2 separate regions of the Homo sapiens genome follow, and region 2 is linked to region 1. A link is a loop called in an ENCODE intact Hi-C map of the cell type or tissue named here. Cell type or tissue: gastrocnemius medialis. All regions are shown on one strand. Links, peaks and the distances in the headings refer to the core of each region. The heading gives the core; the rest is flanking DNA. Region 1 holds the start of PPP1R3C (protein phosphatase 1 regulatory subunit 3C). Region 2 holds the start of ANKRD1 (ankyrin repeat domain 1).

The links. A loop is a pair of places that touch in the nucleus more often than their neighbours do. Peaks named below come from ENCODE experiments on the same cell type or tissue, not always from the same donor. Only the 100,000 strongest peaks of a DNase experiment are listed, where the experiment ranks them.
Region 2: a loop joins it to region 1, with 5 times the contacts of the local background. A loop is called at or near these places in 3 of 110 quality-filtered maps.

What each region holds. Positions count from the first base shown.
Region 1 is chr10:91,631,234-91,640,655 of GRCh38, forward strand. PPP1R3C (protein phosphatase 1 regulatory subunit 3C) reads right to left here and starts at 1,838. Exons shown (of 2, transcript NM_005398.7): 1 at 1,723-1,838. The coding sequence starts at 1,736. RefSeq lists enhancers at 1,469-1,970, 1,971-2,470 and a silencer at 1,805-1,944. In gastrocnemius medialis, for the core only: CTCF peaks have their summits at 2,146 and 4,349 (motif pointing left); DNase peaks (open chromatin) are centred at 1,988, 3,218 and 4,318; H3K4me3 peaks cover 2,580 bases; H3K27ac peaks cover 3,814 bases.
Region 2 is chr10:90,916,761-90,926,182 of GRCh38, forward strand. ANKRD1 (ankyrin repeat domain 1) reads right to left here and starts at 4,327. Exons shown (of 9, transcript NM_014391.3): 1 at 4,241-4,327; 2 at 3,409-3,588; 3 at 2,371-2,508; 4 at 2,105-2,212; 5 at 972-1,070. The coding sequence starts at 4,267. It also overlaps the pseudogene RNU6-740P. RefSeq lists an enhancer at 8,530-9,416. In gastrocnemius medialis, for the core only: no CTCF peak of the experiment used is centred there; DNase peaks (open chromatin) are centred at 4,551 and 7,973; H3K4me3 peaks cover 965 bases; H3K27ac peaks cover 6,037 bases.

The DNA of each region.
Region 1 (9,422 bases), core at 526-8,525:
ATTTTCTTTCTTTCTTGTCTTTCCTCCTTTCCTCCTTCCCTCCTTCCTTCCTTTCTTCCTCTCTCTCTCTCTTTCTCTTTCTTCTTTCTTTCCAATTCCTGGGACTCAGAACTACTGAGGCAGAACTTCTGGGGCTAGGGCCAAGGGATGGGTATGTTCTTAAAGCTTCCCAGGTGATTCTAATGACCAGACAGGTTCAGGAGCCACAGTTCCAGACCCTCTGCTCCCTCTGGCTACGTTGGCTTATTTTGCTGCTAAATTGATTGACACTTCTCTGGTAAGGTAATTCACTTGAAAAAAAAAAAATAACATGCAACAGTTTTGAGAGTGAGAAGGCTAGAGAAGAAGTCAAAGAATCATCTTTGCACTTTGATTATCATGCTCTTATTTTTCACAAATAACCACTGAAATACAAGCCAACAATTCATATGCACTTAAAAACTATATAATTGATAATTCACCTAAAGAGATGCCCATGACAAGTCCACATTTAAGTGGAAAAACTGATTACCTGAAAGTTGGAGTGTTTTAAAATATACATTTTATATATACAAACTTATAAATATTGAAAAACTCTATAGGAAATACACCTTTCCTAATAATTTAATAATTATTATTTCTGGGTGATAGGATTATAGATTATCTATTTTCGTTTTTGTTCTTTTTTGGCATTTTCTAATAGACATTTATAAGTAGAAAGACAATAAAACCATTTAAAGTTTTAAACATGACTATGCTCAGCAATATTAAACCAAGAAGCATCTATAAAGAAGACTTTTCTCTGACCTTTAGCCCTCATCATATATTTCCAAGCTTATGGTATTAAGATTTTTTTCCCTATCTTAGCCTTACAAGTAAGAGGTGTGTGTATACTGTACACGACATTTCTCAGTCTGGCTTTAGTAACTCTCCTCACAGCAGCTCTAAACATGTATGCAAGTGGTCATTATCACAAAAGTGTGTAATAACACTCGCAGAATTTACTGTGTTAGCTCTGGGGTTTTTCTGGGAGATCTGCAAACTTAGAACAAACAAATGAAAGCTAAAGCTATATTTGTGGGTCTAATAATAGTTAATAGGCAGGATTTTTAGAGAAGTCTTCTGCTAAGCTATGTCTGGAGAAGCTATTTAAAGTAGTTTTATGGGAGGTTTTTTTTGGTTTTTTTGTTTTTTTTTTTTTACTTTTTGCATTTATAGAAAGACAGTTTTAGTTTGGGTGATTTCCTTGGAACTTTAAGTCCTGGACAAGAGTTAAAAGTAATCGTTTGCTCAAACTCTTGAGATTTTGCTATGGCAAACTGTGATAAGAAGGACGAATGAATGCAAACGTCGTCCTGTAATTTTTTTCCTCCAAGCTAAACCACCTAACCAGCAATGTCAGAGTGCTGTTCTCACCACTTCAGCTGCCCGAGTCTTTGGGACATTTGTGCAGGACCAAAAGAACAGCCGCATCCATGAGAAAATCCTAACTCAAGCTGATTCACGTTAAGATAATTTCTGCTTTAAGATGCTGATTACTAAAATAGGCTCTGCTTAAGAAATAGAGCCAAATTTCTACACCTCCAAGGCCTCTCGGTTGCCAGATTCAACTACGCAGTCAGTCCACTTGTCCTCCCCCTGGGGTGTCCATTTCCAGAGATGATAGAACTGAAACGCCCCCCAACTTCCCCACAGCTGCGCGTTCCCCTGTGTTCCTAGCGCGCAGAGTTGCAGCGAACCTACCTGGTGCAGCTCATTAGGCAGAGAGGCGGCGGACCCTAAAAGCCAGCACCCGCTGCCTGCACAAATTCGAACCACAGCTCCAGGCCTTGCCCCCGCGGCGGTCGCTGGGAGAGACTGAGGGCCCGGCGCCTAGAGGCCGCTTATCTGCTCCCAAGCACGTGACCCGATCCCTGGGACCAATCGCCGGGCCTCGAGCCCCAGGGCGCGACCAACCAGCGCCCAGCTGGGGCGCCAGCCCTCGCCCCGGCAACGTGATCGCCCCGGGGCGAGACGTGCAGAGAGCTATCTGGGCATCGCGGGGAGGTTCTGGGACTCCGCGGCCAGCTGGAACCAGCCGCGTAACGGGAACCCTGGGCTAGGGGCCGGGCAGGCACGTACCGCATGCAGCGGGCGCCGGCCAAGAGAGAGCGCAGCCAGCCTCGCCCAGGCGGGGCGCCAGTGCCTCAGGCTTGGGGCGGCTGTTACTTGGGAATAGCTTTGTGGGTCACTGCGGGTGAATCTGCACACAGAAGATGTGGCTCAAACCGAATGTGTATCGCATTTGAAATGTTTATATCGTTCATTACCCGGTGTATCCGCATTTCTCCCTCACCTTAGCCTGCGCGATCCCAAACTGGCTGCATGCTTTTCGATTAGTATGAGTTCACAGATGCACCACACAGTAGACAGCTGCCGGGAATTACCAACTTATCTAACAAATGTTGTTAGGAAAGCATACGAGCCCCATAAAACACCAAGGTGGCATTTAATTAAAAGACACTTCGTATTTCTGTCTATTCTTCAATTTTCTCCCCTGCGGGGAACACTAAAGCCGGAAGTGAAATGACCCTTTTCACACATACAGCCGGTCAAGAGGCAGCAGTCAACCCAAACCCCTTACTCAATTCTGACGTCCTTTGGCAGTGGTGTGGAAATCAAAATGTTAAAATAAAATTTAAAAAATCACGCCGTATGTTTCATGGGCCTTCTGAGCCACTCACTTTCGCTGAAGTTTCATTATTTTGATTAGTTTGAAGAATTTTTAGACCATCATTTACAACTGTAAAATTAAATGTCTAAGTCAAGTCTAAATTATTTTTATAAAACCCACATCCTAGTTTTGCTCCCCTAATTGAGCTATCCATTAGTCAATTAAAATATACAAAAATTCCTATGTCTTTTAAACAACTGTCAAACAGTGGAATTGTTAAAATTATTAGAGTGAAGAAAAAAATCACACTGAATATCACTGGGAAAGGGACTTCATGCCTGGGTTTTATTTTTGAAATGAAATATCTAACTAATGGCAGGTCTTCTAGCCCCTTTAGCTCAACCAAAACTAGCTGGAAGGTCTTTGGATTGACACTTACTAGCTACACGAATCTAGGCAAGTTCTAACCTCAGTTTCCTCATGTGTAAAACAGAGATAGTAACGTTCTGAAGATGAAGTAAGATGGTGCCAATGAACAGACTCAGCACGATGCCCAGTGCCTGTGTTCCACCCGGGCTAGTTCCCAAGTTTCTACTTGATCTCTCAGCTAGAGTTTTTACTCTATCACCTCAAGGCGCCTGGTGCCTGAGCTAAAATATTGAGAATAGCTGCTGCTTGTTGAGCCTTTACTCTGTGCCAAACACTATGTGCTATCAATTCAATCCTCACAACAACCCTATGTGATATGTCCAATTATTAATCCCATTTTAGAGAAAAGAAAACGGAGACACTGAATGGTCAGGAAATCTGCCCAGTGGATCACTTGAGGCCAGGAGTTCAAGACCAGCCTGGCCAACATGGTGAAACCCTATCTCTACTAAAAATACAAAAATTAGCCGGGCATGGTGGTGCACACCTGTACTCTCAGCTACTCTGGAGGCTGAGGCAGGAGAATCGCTTGAACCCGGGAGGCGGAGGTTGCAGTGAGCTGAGATTGCACCACTGCACTCCAGCCTGGGCAACAGAGCGAGACTCTATCTCGAAAACAAAAAACAAAAAAAAAACCTGCCCAGGTTCTCACAGGTAGAGCAGGGATTAGAGCCTGGCTGATACCAGAGCAATAACCGCTGCACCATATTGTCTTATTTTAATGACCCATCAATGGTTAGAATTATGGAGGTAGGAGGTGATAGGCATCAAACTCTTTATTTCACAGATGAGGAACTGAAAGCTTAGACAGGTCAAGCTGCTTGCCAGGGGCTGGCTAGGTCTGAGCCAAAACTAGAACCCTGGGTATTCTTTTCCTCTACCCATGATTATATGTTGAGCTAAATAGTAAATATTACCAGTTAAAACTATGGAGAAACATGAATAACAATTTATGGTGATCGCATTTTGAGGGAAAGGTATCCATGCATAGAAAACAGAATGTGCTCTACAGAAATGTGAACAGTTCATTTTGGAATGGTGAGATTATGAGTGATTAAAAATGTCTTCGTTGTTTTGCTGCTCTGTTGTTTTTCTTAATTTTTCTACAATGAACATACACGACCTAATTAAGAAATAATTTTTCAAGGGCGTTAAAACTCTGGGATTCAACTAACACATATAGCGTACTGCTAGGTGCCAAGAACCGTGGTGGAAATTTTCACATGCTTGTGCCATTTACTCACACCACCCTTTCAGCCTGTTCCATTCATACAGCTTTCTCTCCTGCCCCCTGGTGTTGACTAATGCCATAGAAGTCACTCTCCCTTTCAGCTCCTTCAAATGGAAGATTCAGGGAGACCATGCTTTCTCCTAAAAGGACTCAACACTCACTCAATAAACCTCTAAATTGGATGATCCAGGCTTTTCACTTCTGTCTCCTTCCCAGCTTTTGCTCCCCTTCATTATTGGATGAGAGAAACTAGGATGGAATCAGTGTTCTTAGTTGTAGGTTGCACCAATGAAGACAGAGTAGAAAGGAATCGTGGGGAGTTGTACTATTATTCGTAGGATTTCTCCCACTGTGGTTTGGCAGCATCTAAACATTGCTTGGTCCTACCCATCTTAACAATCAATCTATCAGCAGGAAATTATTGAGCTATGCAGTAGTTCCAGCTCCATGCCAGGGGTTACAAAGTCTGAGCAGTCATAATCCTTTGACCTTGAGGAGGTTACAATCATTATTACAGAAAAACAAATTCATAGAATACCCAGCAGACATTTTAAGAAGCTACTAAGCAAGGAGCTGATAATTGTGGGGCTTACACAAGTGGGTCTCTTACAGCATTCACTCAACACGTTGCCTGAGAGCTGCCTTTGGAAAAACACCCTGGGGGGTTGCCAAGTTGCCAACTCATTTTCTGCAAGCTTGTCTTTTTTCAGTGCCTAATCAAGAAAGTACTTGAGAATTCAGCCTCATAGTTATTAATATAAAAATGTCAGTACTTTAACCACAGTTAGTGGTAACTGAGAGAAACCTCGTAAGTGATCTTGAAGATCACTTACGGAGTTTCAGTGAAAGAGTCAGGGAAGTTGCGAACTGGTTTTTTTTTTTTTTAATTATTATTAAAAGGAGCAGGTTTTGCATTTTGGAGAACAAAAAAGGTGCCAATTCATTTGTCTCAGTTAATAGTAAGCGCTCTTGTACACTATTTTCTTCTTCCTTCTTTAGCTACATTCAACAGGAACTCCAATATTAAGTAAAAGGATACAACCTGAAAAACATATACTGCTTACTTTGGGCTCGGCACTGTTTTAAGCACTTAGAAATATTAACTCATGTAATCTTTATAAGAATCCGGTGAGGTAGAAACCCATTTCACAGATGAGGAACGTGAAGACATCGAAGGTGCCAATTGTCCAAGATCACACAGCTAGTAGGTGACAGGATCAGGTTTCAAGCCCCTCTAGAATCCACGCTCCTAGTATGTGAGTTGCTCTGAAAAAGACAAGCACCACACTGGTAGCTACCAAGACCAAAAAGCAGCTCCGAAGGCCAAAGAGATCCCGAAAGGAGAAGGCTCGCTGTGGAATATCTGTGGAAGCTTCAAGGAGGTAGCGGGAATTGGGAAGGCCAGGAAAATGGGAAGAACTTAAATATGATGTGCTATCATCTTTAGGGCATTTAGATGACTAGAATACAACTTTGTGGCTCAGCAAATAAGAGAGCAAATAAGATCACCATTGAAACGGTGCCAGCCACCCACCGTTCCACTCAAAGGGCATATTCCCAGAGGCAAGTGGGGAAGTGAAAGGACTAACAAATCTGCTTGTTGCCAAGTAGACTATGCTACCAGCCATTCCGTTTGCACTAAAGGGATTTTCAAGTATAATTTTCACTACTGGAAATTTTTTAGTTTTTACCTCAAACCCCATTTGTAAAATAGTCCAGTAAGAGCAGACAATGGTCTAGGTGTGGTGGAAAAGCATAAGTGTTAGCAAAATAAGGGGTTAAAGAAAGTGCAGGCCTGGGTGAGGTGGCTCACACCTGTAATCCCAGCACTTGGGAGGCCAACGTGGGTGGATCATTTGAGGTCAGCAGTTCAAGACCAGCCTGGCCAACATAGTCAAACCCCTTCTCTACTAAAAAATAAAAAAATTAGCTGGGAGTGGTGCTGGGCACCTGTAATCCCAGCTACTCGGGAGGCTGAGGCATGAGAATCACTTGAACCCAGGAGGCGGAGGTTGCAGTGAACCGAGATCGCGCCACTGCACTCCAGCCTGGGTGACAGAGTGAGACTCCCTCTCAAAAAAAAAAAAAAAGAAAAGAAAAGAAAGTGCAGGATGCCGCCTGAAACATGTAGGTATCTCAGGTGAGGTGAGGAAAAGGAGAGGGGAGGGCGGATGAAAAAAAAGAATGATATAACTGTATCAGGTTGACTTAGTGGCAAATGGATCATGTGAATATTACACACATTTGCTACACATGCTTCAGGACTTTAGAGAAAGGAGAAGCCTCTGGGGGTCAGGATGGCCAAAGAGGACCAGGACTTATTGAGTAACTACAAGGAGAAGAATTTGGCTAAAGGTGAGGATTCTGGCTGGGGAGCATGAGGAGGAGAGGTCAAAGGAGAGAGGTTTTTTTTTCTAGGCAGACTCTCACCTGTTGCCTAGTCTGGAGTACAGCAGCACTATCTCAAACCTCCGCCTCCCAGATTCAAGTGATTCTCCTGCCTCAGCTTCCCAAGTAGCTGAGATGACAGGCATGCGCCATGACGCCCGGCTAATTTTTGTATTTTTAGTAGAGACGGGGTTTCACCGTGTTGGCCAGACTGGTCTCCAACTCCTGGCCTCAAGTGATCTGTCCACATTGGCCTCCCAAAGTGCTAGGATTATATAGGCTTGAGCCACTGTGCCAGGCCAAGAGAGAGAATCTTAAGTGTAAAAATTTTTTTAAATCTGCTGGATTATCATGAACAAAATTAGAGATCTAAGTACTACAAAATGAAATAAGCAGAGAATAAAATAACAATCTGACTGTGGGGGAGGTACCATCCTTTTGTGTCGATAGTTCCATCAAGTTGCTGCAGTTTCTCTGTATTCATCGGAAGATTAGGGTGAATAAACAAGTAAGTTAGAAATAATCCATGCAGACATTATTAAAACACCTACTGAAGGGCATTTTAAAAGGCTTTAATGTGAGTGTATGGAAGATGGGAAAGAGATGACTTGTTCAGGGGGAGAATTAGAAACTAGCCAAAATGTACGGAAATTCATAGGAAACTTCAACATCAGAAAAATCAAAATAAGAAGAAAAAGTATTTTTGAAAAGAAAAATGAGATACTAGCCCAGTCAGCTTAAATTTGTTATAAAGTTAAAGTTTAAAAAATAAACTGGAATTGGTGTGTGTGTAAAGAAACAGATCAGTGAGATGAAAGAGTTCATAAAATAGACTACTTACATATCAGAATTTCATATATATGATACAGTGGGTAATTCTCATAAGAGGCGCTGAAGAACGGCTTATTCAATAAAAGGGCAGCTGGCTAGACATATAGGGTGGGGTGGGAGGATTGGGAGGATGTATGGAAGAAATTATTTTATTCACACCTCTGTGGAGGGGGACTACTGTGCTTTGATGGCACAGCAACATGTATGAATAAAGCACCTCAAGAGGGAATTCTGCAAAAGGATGGCTGGCCTGGTTCAACTGTCCTGCACGCTGTAATTTGGGTGACTTAGAGAGTTTTCTTTTCTTTTTTTTTTAGACAGAGTCTCGCTCTGTCGCCCAGGCTGGAGTGCAGTGACGCGATCTCGGCTCACTGCAAGATCCGCCTCCTGGGTTCATGCCATTCTCCTGCCTCAGCCTCCCGAGTAGCTGGGACTACAGGTGCCCGCCACCACGCCTGGCTAATTTTTTTGTATTTTTAGTAGAGGCAGGGTTTCACCATGTTAGCCAGGATGGTCTCCATCTCCTGACCTGGTGATCCGCCCGCCTCGGCCTCCCAAAGTGCTGGGATTACAGGCGTGAGCCACCACGCCTAGCCGAGAGTTTTCTTTTTAACTAACTTAGGACTTACGGGATAGAGAAAAGTACTGGGGCAATTACTCAGTGAGAAAAAACTCACTGAGACAATGTATTAAATATACTCTTTTTTTTTTTTTTTTTGGAGACGGAGTCTCACTCTGTCTCCCAGGCTGGAGTGCAGTGATGTGATCTCGGCTCACTAGAACCTCCGCCTCCTGGGTTCAAGCGATTCTCGTGCCTCAGCTTCCAGAGTAGCTAGGATTACAGGTGTGTGCAACCACACCCAGCTAATTTTTGTATTTTTAGAGGAGATGGGGTTTTACCACGTTAGCCAGGCTGATCTCAAACTCCTGACCTCAAGTGATCTGCCTGCCTTGTCCTCCCAAAGTGCTGGGATTACAGGTGTGAGCCACCACGCCCAGCCTAATGTATACTCTTAAGTACACATTCTTTCCTATCTCAAGTTCCTCCTTTCTAAGAAGCAGGAGAAAACTCTTCATGGGTACAGCTGATGGGATGTGTCAGCACTGGGTGGGCCTGGATGCTTTGTGTGTGTTCTCATTGCTCTATCTGGGCAGGGATGTGCACCTCTAGTTTTTTTTTTTACTAAATCTTTATATCCTGACTTTGCAATCTGTATTTTTACTTGAAAATCCAATAGCCTATGAGATGCAGAGGCTCTCTGCCTACCTAGGCCACTATTTACTCACCAGATTCATATTGTCCTGAATAGTCTATTTTTTAGCTCTGTATCTGGTTTCTGGACTCAGCTGTGAACTTAGCTATTGGAGGGGTTTTGAAGACCCTTTGGCAGAGGAGTCCAGACTGAAAACAAGTCCCCTATTTGTAAGGTACCATAACACTTTCTTTCTCATATGACAAAATTAAACCTCTCCTCCTCTACGAGTCCACTCCCCTCACTCACACACACACACACACAAACATATCACATCAACTTTTTCCTAACTCTGGACATAACTGTTAATAACTACTCGCTCCACAAGATGTTCAGAACTCTTTGTTCCTTTCTTTTAAGCCAGAATGCTGTATTTTCTCCTTTAACCATGAGGAGAAAAAGCAGATCTGGTCGAAGTCAGAGCTTTGTGTCTATCAGAGAACTGTTTCTGTTTAGCTGCTAAATGGCTGGTAAGTGGTTGAAAGTTCCAACTGGGGAAAGTTGGAGAGGATTAACAATTTTCCAGATCCTACTGAGTCAACTATTTTTACTAGGGCTTTAATATTTTGTCTGAAGTGTAGTAAATTCTCTAGAATGTTAGCCACAGTTTTAAAAACACATTTTTTAAGGTCAGGGGTACATGTGCAGGTTTATTATA
Region 2 (9,422 bases), core at 707-8,706, 710 kb before region 1:
GTATTTAAAAATTTTGGCAGAATAAAAGTAGTCCCTTCCAAAATATTTTAATCTGGATCTGACACCTCATCTAGGGTCCCTGTCGCTCTTTCTCTACTTCTGTGGGTTTTCTGCTCATTTTTGCTAGCACAGCCTCTGTACCTCAACTGTAGTCACTTGTGTCTACAGTTGTAACGTGTATAGTTACCCCTAGGAGACCCTCTCCTCACTGATCTATGTGGTTGGTATGCCCCTGGCCTTAATCCCACACTCATGATTTTTAGTTTCCATGCAAACTTCATATTTTGTTTCTTGATTTTTTTTTCAATGTGTTTATGTTTTGGATTCAATTTTGGCCAAGTCCCTTGGATTTCTTTGATATCCCGTTGCCGCTTTGCTATAAAGTCAAAATGAGCTGCATTTAAATACATAAAGAATTTTCCCAGCTCAATCTTCAGTTCATAAATTATGCTGCATACTGGTCTTCGTAGAAATCACAGTGATTGAATTATTGAGGTCTGAATAGCAGCTACTTTCCATAGATGCAATTCATTTCATATGCAGTCTAGCCCCAAATCTCATTGGTAGCAATTGGCATCTATCATATAAAGTGTGCAGCTAGAGAATTCGTATATGTTGCTGGCAGCCAACCATAAGCAGGCTGCCCTGTGAACAATGGAGGGACAAGGCTGTTGAAAGGCAAGTGTCGAAAATGAATGACTAACTCGCTGATGAGGATATTGAATTCAGTTTAACAGCTTTCACTTCCTTCTTTTCCCTGAAATATTCCTCTATTTTCAGTATGTATGGAAAATATTTTCACATGACCTACTCTCATCTCCCAACTTTCCTTTATTTGGAGAAATGAGCTTTTGCCTAGTTCTCTCAGATCAATTTTCAATCCAATCAGCTCGGTTTTGCATTGGAGGTTTTCCGGAGCTTCATATAGTCTACTTCTTTTGGCTCATTCCCAAGCAAAGAAATATATTTACCATATCACGGAATTCGATCTGGGCTCCAGCTTCCATTAACTTCTCCACAATTGCCAAATGTCCTTCCAAGCATGCTCTATGAAGAGCTGTCCGTTTATACTATCAGAACAGAGATTTTAAACAGAGATAGCAATAAATATAAAAATGTGTGTAAACCCTTTTAAGAGCTATGAAGCTGGAGATTCTGATGACCTAACTGATAGAAACTCAAGTGCTTCTTTATGAATAGAAATGTCAAAGTTAACTAAAATTGCAGAATCAGAACAATTATCCTGCAACTAATATTTGAGCTTCCTCCAATATACATTTCCAAGGGCTCAAAGGCCTACGTTGAGGAGTGTGAACTTAAAGGCTCAAAACTATCTAAATGCTGACATCTCCGTTTCTTCTATCTTGCACCTTCCTTGTTCATGTAGCATTACCATGCAGATCAGACAGCTTTCTTGCATCTGGGACTGTTGCTAGACTATCAAAAAGTTTCCATTCATTTTTAGGAGAATGGGAGACATGTTTTTAGTTCAACTTCAGAAGCGGTCCCCAATTTCACTTCATGGGGGAAAGAATACAAAAAGATTAGTGATTTCTGATAAATTGGCTTTATTTGAATGGGCTAATGAACTATTAGAGCTGGAACAACTTTAGGCGTTATTTCACTCCAATGCCCCATGTTTACAGATAAGGAAACCACAGCCCAGAGGATGCAAATTAGCTGCTCAAAACCAAATAGCCAAGTAGTGGTACAACTGGCCCCTGAACTCCAATCTCCAGATTTCTTATCTAGTGTTGACGTGCTTGGTTTTAATCAAAGATGATGCTAATAATATATCTCTAAAGGTGACTTTTTGGCCCACATTAAAAGTCTTATCCCAAGAATCTAAGAAGTTAAAGAAAAACTGAAAAATCAGCCAGATGTATATGAGTGCAAAAAACAATGCAATCCGTATCACTGATCTAATATCTATTTATTTTTTGGACCACTGAACTCTCCTATTAGGCTCCTGGCATACACAGCAACAGCTGGGGAAACTGTTTCAGGTGGAAGGACTTTGGCACTATATTAGCAAGACTGGAGTAAAGCATAAGAAACATAAAATTAATGAGCTGGATTTTGCAGTGCTTTGCATGAGTCTTACCTCATCACAAACATCTGGATTGTTCTTGTCTGACAAGAATTTTTCTACTACTGGCAGTTTATTCTCCAGAGCAGCCTTCAGAAACGTAGGCACATCCACAGGTTCCGTCTAAAGCCAAAATAAATAAATATATATATATATATATATATATAGCATGAGAGTTACCGTGAGCTTGCCAGCATTCAATCAAACCCTCCACAGATATTTGCTCCCCTGTAGCACAACACTGGACATGTATTACTGGAAACCAAAAAAAAAGCCCTTACAATGATTTCAGGTTCTGGTTCCTTTACAACTGGAACTTTAGTTTTCCTGTATTTTTTCCTTTTCTTCAGTTGAATGATTATTTCAAGGTCTTCTAAATTTTCAAGCTTTGATCTTTGTTCTAGTTTTTTCTTTTTGAGCTAAAAAAGAAATTCGTATTTCAAAAATATGGTGAGTTCTACTGACAAGCATTCTGGTTGTGTCTAAACTAAATCTGCAAGGTCTGAGATAAACATGTGAACAGTTTGAGCAAAAACATTTTTTAAAAATTATATAAATCTTTGACTTCATTTTAGGGATTTCTTATTCAGATATTTATCTGGGAGTCTAATTTTCAGCTAATTGCCATCATCTTTACTTCTGTTGCTTGTAGAATCAGCCCTTGACCAATTGAGGACACGATCTGGTCTCTAAGTGATGACTTTGTAATTAATGCCATAAGCAAGTCTTAGATTTTTAAAGGATTTTTAAAATTATGCTCAAAACTTGGTTTAATTTTTGAGCATGATAAAAAGAATCTAACAATAAATGTTAAGCTCTGAAATATCAATGTCATTCTCTTTCACTAAGCAGAGCCTTCTAAAACAGACTGTCCAGGGACCACAGCTAACTAAAGCAAATTTTATCTGTGTTAGTAATTAAGGAAAATTCACCCAGAAACACAGATTGTGTCAACACAGATAGCAGACAGTTAAACAATGATCTATGGACCACAGACCATGTTATTGAGAAAAAGAGATCTCCGTTGCTTGGGATTAACTACATGGTGTGTAACATCAGGAATTCACTGGACATGTGTATCTTTCAATCAAAACATGGTCACAGCACATTTATTCATTGATTCAGAATTCAGAGGTCATAGTCTTGTCAAAGAGTTATTTCCCAAAACCTGTTCCATACAAGTTGCCTCTTTACGGGTTAGAATCTGGTAAAGAGACATCTTAATGATTGGGTTTGTTTCTCTCTTCTCCTTCCCTGACATTTCCATTCCCTACCCCAGCCCCAACATCCTACTAGTGGATTCCACAGATGGCTCTCACCTCTGCCTCTCGTTGTTTCTCGCTTTTCCACTGTTGCTCCCCCAGGGTCACAGGGTGGGCTAGAAGTGTCTTCAGATCCTCCTGCTTCTCTAAAGTAACAGCAGCTTCATACTCTCCATCTCTGAAATCCTCAGGAAGGAATTCCCCTGCCTCCCCATTGCCATTCTTCTTTCCAGTGACCTATGAGGGAAGAAGATGGCAGCGTCAGAAGCAGCAGCCTCGTCCTGGGTCATTCTTCACAGACAATGCCGCAGGAGGCTCTTGGTCCTTCTCCCCTGGGAACAGCCACCTTTGAGCAGTGCACTCTCAGATCTCAAGCTGCGATGCACACTGCTACAATTGTCCCAGAATTACCTTCAGATGCTTGTCCTACTCTCTTGGTTAAATCAAAGCTTGGGTTAGGTTGACAGATTAAATCTACTTTTAATCTGCTTAATCACATTTCTTTTAGGAAAATCAAAAACCTTCTCTGCTTAATTAAAACTCAACTTTAGGTACTTTTGATGAGTTTCGCCTTATTGTAAAGTTTCCGGGCTTACATTCTTTCAATAACACTTCTTCCCTAAGACATTTTGATAACTACACGTGATTCCACACTGTAGTAATAAAACCAAAGGAGAAGATATTAAATAGGAAATATGCAGAGAATTCATTACTGGTAGCTCCATTTTTTTTTTCCAATTTCACTTGTTTCATCACATCAACCTTTTTCCATATATGACATTTTCAGAGTTCCCTTGCATTACACCTGAAAGCAAAGGGCATTTCAATTTTCAAATAAAAACCAAGATGAACCAGTTTTCATTTTATAAAATTAATGCATCTTACATACCAGTTCCTCTACTTTCAGTACCATCATGTTGGCTGAAGGAGTCTTGTATGTTTTTCTGTCGTGGAAGGAATCCCTGGAGTTGGCCCTGCTGGGCCCCTCCACACCGGTCAGCTTATATAGCTGGGGCCGGGTGAGATAATCTTCCAACCTGGGAACCGAAGTAACACTCCCACCCCCATTAGGAGCCAACTCAGAGGCAGGTGAATTTTCATTCCAGACTCAGTGTCTGGGAAGCTGAAGAGGGAGGGGAGGACAAGCTAACCCTGCTGAATATGTGAATCAGGAAGAAATGTGAGAGGGCCATTCCTTTGGTGGTGATCACATCGCTCAGCAATGCAAGTCATCCTATTTGTCAAGAGTCAGGGGACAGCTGTCTGTTGACATTGCACCACATCACTGCCCTTTTTTTCTTTGTCAGCTTTCATATGACTACCTATCAAGAAAATGTAGATGCCCTACATATCACACCCCCAGTAATATCTTTCTGATAAGCAGACTTATCAACACTTCACTTAGGGGAAACTTGTCCCAGGACATCCTATTCCCTGGGTAAACAGCCTGAGGGGAAGGGATCTGGGCCCTAAAGGCACTTGTCTATATCTGTTTGGAATTCTTTGGAGTGATGTCTGGGGCTAAATAGGCCCCATGACATGCCACCTTACCATCATTATAAGAAATTGAAAGCATTCAGTAATGCACTTTTCTTTTATGATGTCACTGGCCATAATTAGCACATGACATGCTTACCGTGTTCTAAAACAGCATAATAATTGGAGCATTTTTACTTCAAAATGGATCAGAGTGGTCAAGAAATAGAGTAAATGAAACCAGCTATCAGCCGGGTGCAGTGGCTTACACCTGTAATCCCAACATTTTGGGAGGCAGAGACAGGAAGATTGCTTAGCTTAGGAGTTCAATACTAGCCTGGGCAACATGGCAAAATCCCATCTCTACCAAAAATACTATATATATATATGAAAAAAATGAGACCAGTTATTAGCAATGGCAGGACTCTGATTAGGTCATTGAGCTGAAGTTCTCAAATGCTGTGGGGAAAGGAATCACCTGTGGGAGCTTGTCAGAAATACAGATCCCTGGGCCCCACTCCAGGGAATTCTGAGTTGATTTATGGTAACTCGTAGGAATCATCTTGAATTTCAAAGCACCCAGATGATTCTGATGCATCAAGATTTGAGACACGTGGCTGGAGGGATAATGCACTTTGCTTCCGGAAGGGTTGAAAAAGGTCTCTATTTCTGGTTTCTAATCTTTGAGGTGTAAATTATGTAAAAATACTGGGGTCTTTTTATAGTTTCAGGAAAAACTGGGTTTTTTTCAGTAAAAGAAAGGAGAGAAGAATGGGAGAAGGGAATTGTGAATGGAGGGAAGTGTTAATTAGGAAGTTATGTTTGACCTTTGTGTGTCTATTTCTCCCCAAACTCACCCAATCAACAAATGTGGCTGCCATTCTCCTCTTCCCCCTTGAATGCTCAGTCAGTGGATGGTGTTTCTGAAACTTTGAGAAGACATCGACTCCCCACCCCAAGACAAAACATTGACAAAGAGGGACCCTCCCAGTACCTCCTGTATCATATGTTCCGGTCTCCTAATATTCTATCTTAAAAGGGGGTTAATTAAAGGAAATCTCCTGGGCTTTTCTTTGAGATGGACACAGCTATCACTATTTTCTTTTTAATTTTTTCCTTTTCTCTTTATTATTTATTTATTTTTAATATATGGAATGTTTCACAAATTTGTGTGTCATTCTTGCACAGAGTCCATGCTAATCTTCTTTGTATAGCTCCTATTTTAGTATATGTCCTGCTGAAGCAAACAGAGTCATTACTATTTTCATTGGTCTCTTCATCTAAGTCAGAAGTAGTCATGGACACTTTTTCTACCATTTCGTATGCCTTTTTGTTCCAGGCCTGACCCAAACTGAGGGAGGTATTAGGAGGAGAAGTGTTTGGGGGAAGGACTGTGGGATGTTTAAGGGTCTTGGATATGAAATCCCAGAGCTGTCCATGCCCTCGAAGTTGGAGCAAGACTAATGCTCTCATTTTACAGAGAGGATGCTGAGGCAAAGAAACATTAAGTAACTTGCTGCAGATGCACAGCTAGTTGGTGAATGCTAGGTTGAAGAGTCCTGATTCCATCCAACAGAAGCAGACAATCATTGAGCCCAAAAGATTTCCTAGGGCAAGTCTCACCTAGACCCACTCAGGATGCAACCAAAACTGATTAAATGGCTCCTTACTGTTTCAATCACCTCAAAGAATGCAAGTGAAAGTGGGCAGGGAGGCTTACCAAGCCCTTTTCTTTCTCCAGGCATTTAATTATCCCTTGAAACCTAGCTGATTCTATAGAGAGGCTCCAGGAAGTCTTGAAGAAAACTTTGCAGAGGATGACACTTGAAGATGAGTTGATGGAATGGGCTGAACTTAAAGGAGCACGCTGGTGGATGCAAGGATGTCAGGGCTGGTGAAATCACTGCCAGTTCAACCTTTTCCCATGTTGATCCAGCTTGTCATTATAAAACATGAGAGGTACAACTTGAGGATAAGTGGTCAGAAGATGTAAAAAGAATATGACAACAAATAAAGAAAAAAAACATGAGAGAATCTGCTTTTTGAAAAGAGATTCTAGGCACCTTTAGCTCTCTAAAAAGATAAAAACAACAACCATTGTATTTTCAAATCGTTCTTATTCATCAAAATTGAGAAAAAAATTCCCCTGGCGGAGAGTTTTCTGTCATTTGTTTTTCAGAAGCATCCTTCCCATAAAAGTTCACCCAGTGGTGTAAATTCTTATATTTGTGTATTTGGCTTTATCATAGCCTCAATCTGGACATAATCTATCCTTACTAAGATGAATTAAAACAATAAAGGTCCTAGTTGGTTCTACAATCATAAAGCAACTTGGCATCACCCATCTCCAACCAGAAAGAGTAAAGGAAGCATCCCTGAGCTTCTCCAGTGTCACCCCATGAGCCTTTTCCCACTCCCCTCAGGATTTATGCATTTCCATGGGTGAAATGACATGTGACTAGAATTAGGACCATGGTTATAGCTGGAGAAAGTGAGAAGCAGAGAAGTAGCACCTAAAGCAATTACTGCTGTCACCTAGGGATTAAAAGAGGCGCTTGGACCCCACCCAGATCCATGTGCCATAGCTCAGCTCCAAGTCCAAGGGCAGTTTTATCTTTCTGTATAAAATATGAAGTTCCAGACGTTCTACTTCTACTCCAACTTTTCATTCTTATATTTTAACTATATAATAGACACATTATTGTTAAAAATAGCACAGAGAATGTTATTTAGTTCAGATCTTACTGTCGATTTGATACTTGATTATTTTTCGCTCAGTAACCGTGTCTTACAGATTGTCTCCTATCTGCACAAACAAATCTATCTTGCTATTAGAAACAACTGCATGAATTTCCATGCACGGACCTACCATTTCTTATTTAACCACTTTCTCATTTGTGGACATGTAGGCTGTTTTTTTAAAATGGGCATTTTTATTTTCTAAAAAGGCATTTTATAGCACATAAAATTTTATTGTTATTAACACTCCTTGTCCTTAGAACACCCAACTTGATACTAAAAGGAAGTGCTCCAAGGACTGTAGCCAGATTCTGACTTGGAAACCTCCTTGTTCCACTGTTGTACTTACAATTGCTCATTTTGCCATCCCTTTTAATAGCCTTCCCAGTCCCAGCTGTTACGCACCTTCCTTGGCCCAGAGAAGTGGCTGACTTAGCCTGACCAGCAAGCCATGGCTCAGTTACGTGTTTGAAAATGCCAAAGGAAGGTCATAAAAGTGAAGCAAATAAGGTTTAATGTTGTTTCCCCTCCCCTGCCAGGAATGGGATAACCTGTATTTGAAAAGCAGAAAAGTACTGGAAACATTTTCAGCAGGATTGTGGCACCTGCCTTCCTTGCCTCTCGAAAGGCAGAATCAAGACTAAAGTCCTTCTGCCCAGGACTCTGGATAGAAAGGGCACAAACTGCCCTAACACAGTTGGGCTGCCCACAGTAGGTTACTTTTTACGGATATCGGTGGCCTCCTGACGTTAGAGGTAGGTGAAGGCTGTAGGTCTCACCTCCACACCTTACAGCAGGTGCCTTGTTACAGTAAATAAGGTATCTCAGTGCAAATTCTGCCACACATATGAACTCACACCAGCCAACAGGCACAAAGGGCCACATGCACTATTCAGTAAACTCATGAAGCCCAGCCCTTTGTCCATTTAGGCCCTTGGACAGTGTCCAGCACAAAAGATTCGCTTGACTAGGCATGGTGGCTCATGCCTGTAACCTCAGCACTTTGCGAGGCCAAGGCAGGAGGATCACTTGACCCTAGGAGTTCGAGACCAGCCTAGACAACATAGCGAGATCCTGGCTCTATGTTTTTTTATTTAAAAAAAAATAAAAGAAAAAGTTTCACTTGAAGCAAATGAAACCACAACCACATTCTGGCAGCATATTTCAGCTAATTTTCTAGTCCACTCAAGGTGATTACAGACTCCTCCACATATGGCCTAACACAAGATAGGATGGAGTCCTAGCACTCACTATAAGCCTAGGACTCCAACTGCATAGAAAAGTGCCTGACACATAGTGGGGCTAAATAAATATTTACCTGAGACCCAGCAGGGCTCATATTCTTTTCTAACCAAACCACATATTTCAAATTCTCCTTTCAATGAGAAATAATTGGTAACATTTCTCATGCTAATTAACCATTAATCTGTCAATACTATCAAAGGTAAAGATAGGTAAAGTACTTGGGATTACCTCCACTGGAGTGGGGGCAGCTCATTAGTGTCTTTCAAATGCTAACTAACCCCAACAGTTGTAATCGCAGAGTCAGGGCTTCTCAGGTGTGAACTAACATTTCTTCAAGCAGTGATTCTCTAAGCTGGGTGCATCTTAGAATCCTCTGTGAAGCTTCTAAAAAAATGCTGATGCCCAGGCTTCAGCTCAGGCACATGAAATCCAAATCTCTGCTCAAAGATCCAAGGAATTGGTATTTTTTAAAGTTTTCCAGTTGATTCTAATTTCCTCCCAGCATTGAGAATACTGCTCGAGGGTGTAGAATTAAATGAATATGTATCTAAATACACGTGTATTTTCTCCAAGTTGTAGTGGACAGTCAAGCTATTGTTATTCTGGTCTCA